3 separate regions of the Homo sapiens genome follow, and all the other regions are linked to region 1. Evidence: read pairs that join two places in POLR2A ChIA-PET (ENCODE). Cell type or tissue: MCF 10A. All regions are shown on one strand.

Region 1 (2,500 bases):
GTTTCGCCGTGTTGCCCAGGCTGGTCTTGAACTCCTGGGCTCAAGCAATCCTCCTGCCTTAGCCTCTCAAAGTACTGAGATTCATGAGCCACCATGCTGGCCAAGTTCTTATTTTTTCTTTACTGCATTCTATTGAACTAAAAGAGCTTTTTCTTTTTTTCTCTCTCTTTCTCTTTCCTTTCTTTTTATAAAAAGTTTCCCTTATTCTTCTGTGGATTTAGAAATTATTAATATAAGTTCTATTTCTATTCACATATATATAATTTTTATTTTTCTAACAAAGTCTAAGGTTAATAAATATCTTTATCCTACTCATGAACAGCGACCTTAGAATGCTGTAACTTCCCTTTGAATCCACTTATCATCTTCCATGTTGTTATCTATTATTTTAGTTCCACATTTGTTTGTAATCTCAAAAGGAGTTGTTATTTTTATATTTGAGATAGGTGTTTATTTAGAGTTTCCAAGTTTTCTGTTGTTTGTTTTAAGCTCATTGCTTCATGCACTCTTCTCCCTTCTGGGCTAAATTTTCTTCTTGCTGAAGTAGTAACAGTAATTCCCCACCCTGGGCCAGGCCCACTTCAGGAGCTTGCACTCCTTGGCTCTTTCATCCTCAGTTTCTGCCTTTGGGTGGCCTGCCCCAGGGTGTTTCTCCATCTGCCTCTGCTTCCTCCCTTACAGGCCAGCTGGAGATTTCCTCCAACCTGCCCACTCTGTAAGGTTCCTTCTTTTCTCTTTCTTCTAGCACTTTCTCTTTCTTGCTTCTGAGCTTGGGTATATACTAGTGAATAACTAACTTTACCCAGATTTCTATGCATTTGAAGAAGAAAGAATGCGGATGAGGGATCTCAACTGGAAGTCCAAACATTATCCTCAGAGAGTGTGGGCTAAGCGATCCGTCATTTTATGGCATTGTAATAGCTGGTGAAACTTCAGTGAAAGAGCTCAATTTTCTGTGACTTTTTTTTTTTTTTTTTTGAGACAGAGTCGGCCGGGGTGCAGTGGTGTCATCTCAGCTTACTGCAACCTCCGCCTCCTGGATCCAAGCGATTCTTCTGCCTCAGCCTCCTGAGTAGCTGGGATTACAGGCGCGCACTACCACACCCAGCTAATTTTCATATATTTAGCAGAGATGAGGTTTCACCATGTTGGCCAGGCTGGTCTCGAACTCCTGACCTCAAGTGATCCGCCCACCTCGGCCTCCCAAAGTGCTGGGATTACAGGTGTGAGCCACCATGCCCAGTTGTTCTTTCTTCTTTATTTGAATATGTGAGCTCAATTATAGTGGAAGTGAATTGAGAGTATTATGGCATATAAAACTGGAACCAACGAGTCTCAAATCACTTCATATCGTTTTCCTGGAATGGTTTTTAGGGTAAGCACAATATTTAATCAGTTGATATCAGTTCTGGTCCTTATCACTTGTAAATGAGTGTGATTGTTCAGTTTAATAACAAGTGCTCATGAACCCCATTACTAAAAATATGAGATATAGCTCCTAGAATACAATCGTACCCCAGTGCCACCTAGAGGAAAGAATTTGCATCGAGAGGCTGGGCATGTCTGTTTCTGTACATCCTGGCCACTGAGGTACCGCTTTTGCCTTTTGTATTTCTTTTGTAAAATGAGGCCATCCACAAGACTAGTGTGTCATAGAAATAATTACATAAAATTTCTTATAACTGAAGTCACTAACTAGTAATAATTTTAAGGAAGGCATGCTAATACTTTTAATTAAAAGACTGTAATTTAGGCTAAAGAAAAACCTACTGACTAAAAGTGAACATTACTTTTAATTTACAACACAGAAAGCTGTTGAAAAATAAAAATAACTGGCCATCTTAGGGCTCAAGCCAGCTCTGATGCCAGAATTTTTCCTATTCTATTCTTGAGATATTGGCTGAAAGCTACCTGCTGTGTCTTCCTAATCTTAGAATTCCCCTTCCTGGTAAGTGTGTTGTCTGTCTTATTATACTTACTATGAGAAACGGACATTTGCGCCATTTAGAGAGACTGACAATAAGAATAATATCATTTACTGAGCACTGGCTTTGAACCAGGAGAATGCACACAAAGTGATAATAACTCTCAGCACAGCAGCTGGGATTGAAATCCTGAAGGTCTTGCCTCCTAGTCCATTTTTTTTTTAAGACGGAATCTTGCTGTGTTACCAGGCTGCAGTGCAGTGGTGTGGTTTTGGCTCACTGCAACCTCCACCTCCTGGGTTCAAGTGATTCTTCTGCCTCAGCCTCCCAAGTAGCTGGGATTACAGGCACGTGCCACCATGCCTGGCTAATTTTTGTATTTTTAGTAGAGATGGGGTTTCACCATGTTGGACAGGCTGGTCTTGAACTCCTGACCTTGTGATTTGCCTGCCTTGGCCTCCCAAAGTGCTGGGATTACAGGTGTGAGCCACCGCGCCTGGCCCTAGTCCATTATTTTTTATATCAGCGTTTTTTAATTTATAAAAAACAGAAAGTTAAGAAGTTACTTAGGTCAA
Region 2 (2,500 bases), 450 kb after region 1:
ATTTAATGATTATGAATGGGCATAGGTAAATTATCAATAAAAAGGGGAAAATACACTACACACCTAATAAACTAAGAGTTTAAGTTTTGGATCCGTTTGTAATATAGAAAAAAATATTTAAGGAAGTAAAAAAGAAAGGAAAGGAACATTTGCTGACCACCTACTTAGTGCCAGCCATTTCATTCATTTATGGAACAGAGATTTACTGAGTGCCTACTATGTGTCAGATTCTAAGCAAGGAACTGGCAATATAGAAGTGATTTAAAATGAGCTGTGTTATCATAACTATTTTCTCTTTGATCCCCATTTCAAAGCCTGTGCACTGCACTTTGGTGTTCGCATTTTTATAAATAAGGAAACTGAGTCACAGAGAGTTAAGTGATTTGCCCAAGGGCACACATCTAGTAAGTGACAGTCAAGCTCAGACCCATCTGAAACTATGGACCATGCTCTTTCTACTATACTTTGTTCCCTCTCAGCTGTAATTATAATTAAAAGCAATAAGTATAAACCCAGAGATAAATCAGAACCAAAGATATAAAACTGAAAGCCAGTGGTGGCAGCTGAATTCATAAGGACACATGAGCTCGTGCCCTGAATGGATCTTGTGAACGCAAGATTTCATGCTGCCAAATCTTCATCTCTTGCTCCTCAGCTTACTCTATGTCCGACAACAGTGAGCGCCTCCTCCTAGAAGCAAGTCTTCTCAGGTCCTCCCTGACCACTAGACTAGCTTCTGGGATGCCACACTCCCTGGTTTCTCTTCCACATCATTGGTCACCCCGTCTTGGTCCCCTTTGCCAGCTCCTCCTCCTCTGCCAGAACTCTAAATGGTAGAGCACTGCAGAGCCCAGCTCTGGCTTTCCCTCTTCTCTACTGCACTCCTTCCTTCTCTACCCATGTAGCACACCTGGTGCTATGACTGCAAAGACCATCCATATGTGGAAGGCTCCTGAATTCCCAACTCCAGCCTGGCTTCCCCTCTGAGCTCCAGTGTGTCCAACTGTCTACTTGACATCTCCACCCAAAGAACGCAGAGGTCTGAGGGATGACAGTTTAAATCTGAAATTTTAGTGGTAGGAGAACCAGAAAAAAGTTGCATCATGGAAGCAGGAGAGATTTTCAGGAAGAAGGGAATGTCCCCCAATGTCAAGTCAAGTCAAGGCTGAAAAGAACCCATTTTTCTCCTCTTGAAAGAGAGTGTCCACCACCATTCAAGGCCCTCAAAGAAAGCAAATATGCCACTCAAGTTTCTCTCTACAAATATCAAACTTAGTCCATTTTTCTATGAATGTAGCTAATCCTACCTACCTCATAGGATTGATGCAAGAATAAAATATGAAAGAAAATCATAAAACACTCCACACATGTGAGATAACATCAACATGAGGAATAAATGCCACAGAACACCTGATATCCCCAATCACAACCTGGTACAAAATGACCCAGCCTGATTCCCAGTATCTCAGCTCTTGGCCAATTCTCCCTCCGCACACAGCAGAGCTGGCATTTGGTCCTCATTTCCTTCCATCTTGGAAAACATACTTTTAATTGGAATTTTTAAATCTTGACAGTTGAAAGGAAACTTAGATAATCTGATTCAGCTTCTCCTCTTCCATCTGCCTATTGATTGTAAATCCAAAATAGTCTTCAGTGATTTCCATGACTGGACAGACCCAGGCAAATTCCAACACATTTCCCTACCTTCAAAGGTAAACATCTTTGAATATGCTATTCAATTGGGTGACATAGAGTTACTAAGAAAGCCACTCCCCTGGGAATACAAGTGAATTAATTTGGAGATATGTAAGAAAGGCAATGGGCTTCAATCTACTGAAGGAAGCACTACATTGGCACATGAAAGAGTGAGGGTATCAGGCATTTACTATCAGCTGAGTGCCACTAACAAGAAACATTATCAGGGCCCAGGGGAAAGGAAGTCCTCCCAAAGCTAGGATAATCAGAGAACAGAGTATGGCATTAATGGAATTCAAAGAGCGCTTTTACTAGAGATTTTCCCCATGTGTGGAAGCCCTGGGTCACTCACTGCTTTCCAGGGCTTGAATTCCAAGAGGACACATAGTCTGTCCCTCTCTGTGGCTGTGACCTAGCCTATCTTTGACTCCTCAAAATGCTGAGAATTGTTTCCTGTAATGAAACTACATTACAATTTCAGAGTGCCAGTGGACCCCACGGAACTCATCCCAAGGACCCCAAGTCAGATTCCGCATGCTTGTTAAGAGGGACACACAATCTGCTCAGATGATATCTAGTGTTTGTACCCTGAACCTCAGCCTCCCTAGGTGCTAGCATTGAAAGTGCAGTCATGATGCAGCTGTGAAAATAAGATCACCCCAAGGCCTCACATCCTTTGGGTGTGGTTTGTTTGAATATCAGCAGGTACATATGTGGATTCTGAGAATTATTAGCCAAAACAAGATGCTTCAATTCTCCCAGGCTATCAGAGAGCAGTAGAAGGAAATTGATGGGTGGAGTGGAA
Region 3 (2,500 bases), 220 kb after region 1:
TATAGTTATTTTTAATGCTTTTTCCTTTTAACCTTTAAACTAGAGTTACAAGTCTTATGTACTATCATTACAGTTATAGAGTATTCTGAATTTTACTATATACTTATCCTTAACCGTAAGTTTTACACTTTCAAATGCTTTCATGTTATAATTAGCATCTTTTCATTTCAGCTTGAACAACTCCCTTTAGAATTTTTTGTAATGCAGGTCTAGCAGCGATGAGCTCCTTCAGTTTTGTCTGGGAAAGTCTTTATGTGCCCCCCTACTTTGCTGGGTAAAGTATTCTTGGTTGGCAGTTTTTTTTCTTTCACATCTTGAATATGTCATCCCACCCTCTGCTGGTATGCAAGGTTTCTGCTGAGAAATCTGCTGGTAGCTTTATGAAGTTTCTCTTTGGCTTTCTTCATTTCTTTTTGTTCTGTTTTCTTTTTTTCTCCTCTAACTGGATAATTTCAAATGACTTATCTCTGAGTTCACAGATTCTTTCTTCTGCTTAAGCTGATGCTCTCTATTTTATTTTTCATGTCATTCATTGAATTCTTCAGCTCCTGATTTGGTTCTTTATGACTTCTATCTCTTTGTTGAACCTCTTGTTTTCTTTACATACTGTTTTCCTGATATCATTTATTTGTCTATCTGTGTTCTCTTATAGCTTGCTGATCCTCCTTAAAACAATTGTTTTGAGTTATTTGTCAGACAATTTGTATATATCTACTTTCTTTGGCATTGGTTACTGGAAAATTATTGTGTTCCTTTGGTGATGTTATGTTCCCTTGATTTTATGTGTTTCTTGAAGTTTTGTGTTGCTGTCTTCACATTTGAAAAAGCAGTTACTTCCTCCAGTATTTACTGAATAGCTTTGGGAGAGACATTTTTACCAGTCAGCTAGGGATTCTGAAGCTCTTTCAGACCTTTTCTATGAAGGTATCTGCTCCACACTTCTTATTCCCTCTTACGGGGAAATTTGAAAAGTTATATGCCTTTTTTCAATACTGCAAAGCCAGACTGGGTGCCAAGAGCCTCCCATTTGTTTTCCCTAGGGTAGGACATTGGCCTTTGGATATTTGGAGGAGAAACAGTCAAAGCCTATGACGTGGCATGAACTCTTTCCCATGAAATCCTTCTTCCCTACAGAGTGTTTTCTCACACTATTGATTTTGAACCAGGTGGCTTGTTGTAATGAATAAAAGTTTCCAAACAGAAGTTACCCTGTTGGTAGCCAAAGAGAAGCTGCTGGTCACATTCTCATCCAGTCATATCTCTGACTTAGATCTCAGGGAAAGGAAACATCTTTGCATTGAGGAAGCATTCATGGAAATGGAGCAATTTACTGAGATGAAAGGGCAAGTTGAAATGTGGGTATTATGTGGAGGTTTATGATGATAATAATAAGGATTTATTGAGCACTTACTACACACTAGAGACTTGCTAAGCACATCACATGTTTAATTTCATGTCCTGATAAAAACTCTGTAAGATAAGAGCTTTTATGTCCTCCATTTGGTGGGTGAGAAAACTGGGGCTCAGCAACATTTGGTATCCCCTTCTCATCTAAAAGAAATGAGCTCAGAAGCACATGCATCTGAGGGATTATTTCTAATATTCAAGCTCTCCAGTCCGATGGAGCAGCTAAGGCACCAGACTGCAGCATCACTGAGGGTTTGTCATCAGATATACGGCAATGGGTTTCCACTTAGAAAGATGACCTGACTAATTTTAAAGTGTTTGCCCAGGAGCAGGGTCTGTGTTCCATCCATTTCGCCACTGGGGGTGGCTGTTGTAGAAATGATTGCTTGGGATCAGAACAGGAATTTGGGACCTTTAAGCAGAATGGAAGCAAATATTAGAGATAAATGACATTTGCTTTGAGCTTTCTTTCCCATTGATTTTTTATGTTTCCTCGGTCTCACACTATGTAGTAGGTGCTCAATGAGTGCAGGTAGAATGAATAAATAAATAGATTCATTTGATCATCAGATATTATTCCCATGCCCTTGTTGAGGAAATAGAATCTTTGACAGATTAAATAACCAGCCCAACATCAAAAGCTATGAAGTGGTATAGTAGAAACCTGAAATCAGATGTCTTTATTTCAAACTATGGTCCGTTGTGATTGTTTGCTTTTATTAATAAATAATGATGCTACTTCAAATCTATGAAACATGCCCACGATATGAATTAATCACAATGAAATCAAAACAGCGGCAATTCTACACAATGCAAGAGATTTACTTTTGAATATATATTCTCCTTCCTTCTAAACATGGGTATTTCCAAGGGGAAATTTCTTCTCACAAGCTCAACCATCTTTTAGGACGTTAACTTGTCAACTATGCACCTGCCAGGAACAGGGTGAGGACATGTGGGTAGTGTGTGCTGAAGCTTATTTGCCTGGGGGAGTCTTCAGACAAAACTTCTGCAGTGACCTTGCACCACATCTGAAGATGGACACAGAGCTAACCTGTACGATCTTCTCTCAATAGGCAACTGAGTCTATGCA

The links. Peaks named below come from ENCODE experiments on the same cell type or tissue, not always from the same donor. Only the 100,000 strongest peaks of a DNase experiment are listed, where the experiment ranks them.
Region 2: POLR2A ChIA-PET joins it to region 1 with 5 read pairs; 2 of 35 experiments call an interaction of 5 or more read pairs at or near these places.
Region 3: POLR2A ChIA-PET joins it to region 1 with 5 read pairs; 2 of 35 experiments call an interaction of 5 or more read pairs at or near these places.

The regions. Positions count from the first base shown.
Region 1 is chr6:159,632,419-159,634,918 of GRCh38, reverse strand. It overlaps LOC124901450 (a long non-coding RNA gene), which reads left to right and starts at 1,197. Exons shown (of 2, transcript XR_007059840.1): 1 at 1,197-2,500. In MCF 10A, a CTCF peak has its summit at 1,532 (motif pointing left); a DNase peak (open chromatin) is centred at 1,528.
Region 2 is chr6:159,181,963-159,184,462 of GRCh38, reverse strand. The region is part of intron 1 of FNDC1 (fibronectin type III domain containing 1); the gene reads right to left. Among named protein-coding and RNA genes, the nearest start is that of FNDC1-AS1, 13 kb to the right of the region's middle. In MCF 10A, no CTCF peak of the experiment used is centred here; no DNase peak of the experiment used is centred here.
Region 3 is chr6:159,413,520-159,416,019 of GRCh38, reverse strand. No RefSeq gene overlaps it. Among named protein-coding and RNA genes, the nearest start is that of LINC02529, 31 kb to the right of the region's middle. In MCF 10A, no CTCF peak of the experiment used is centred here; no DNase peak of the experiment used is centred here.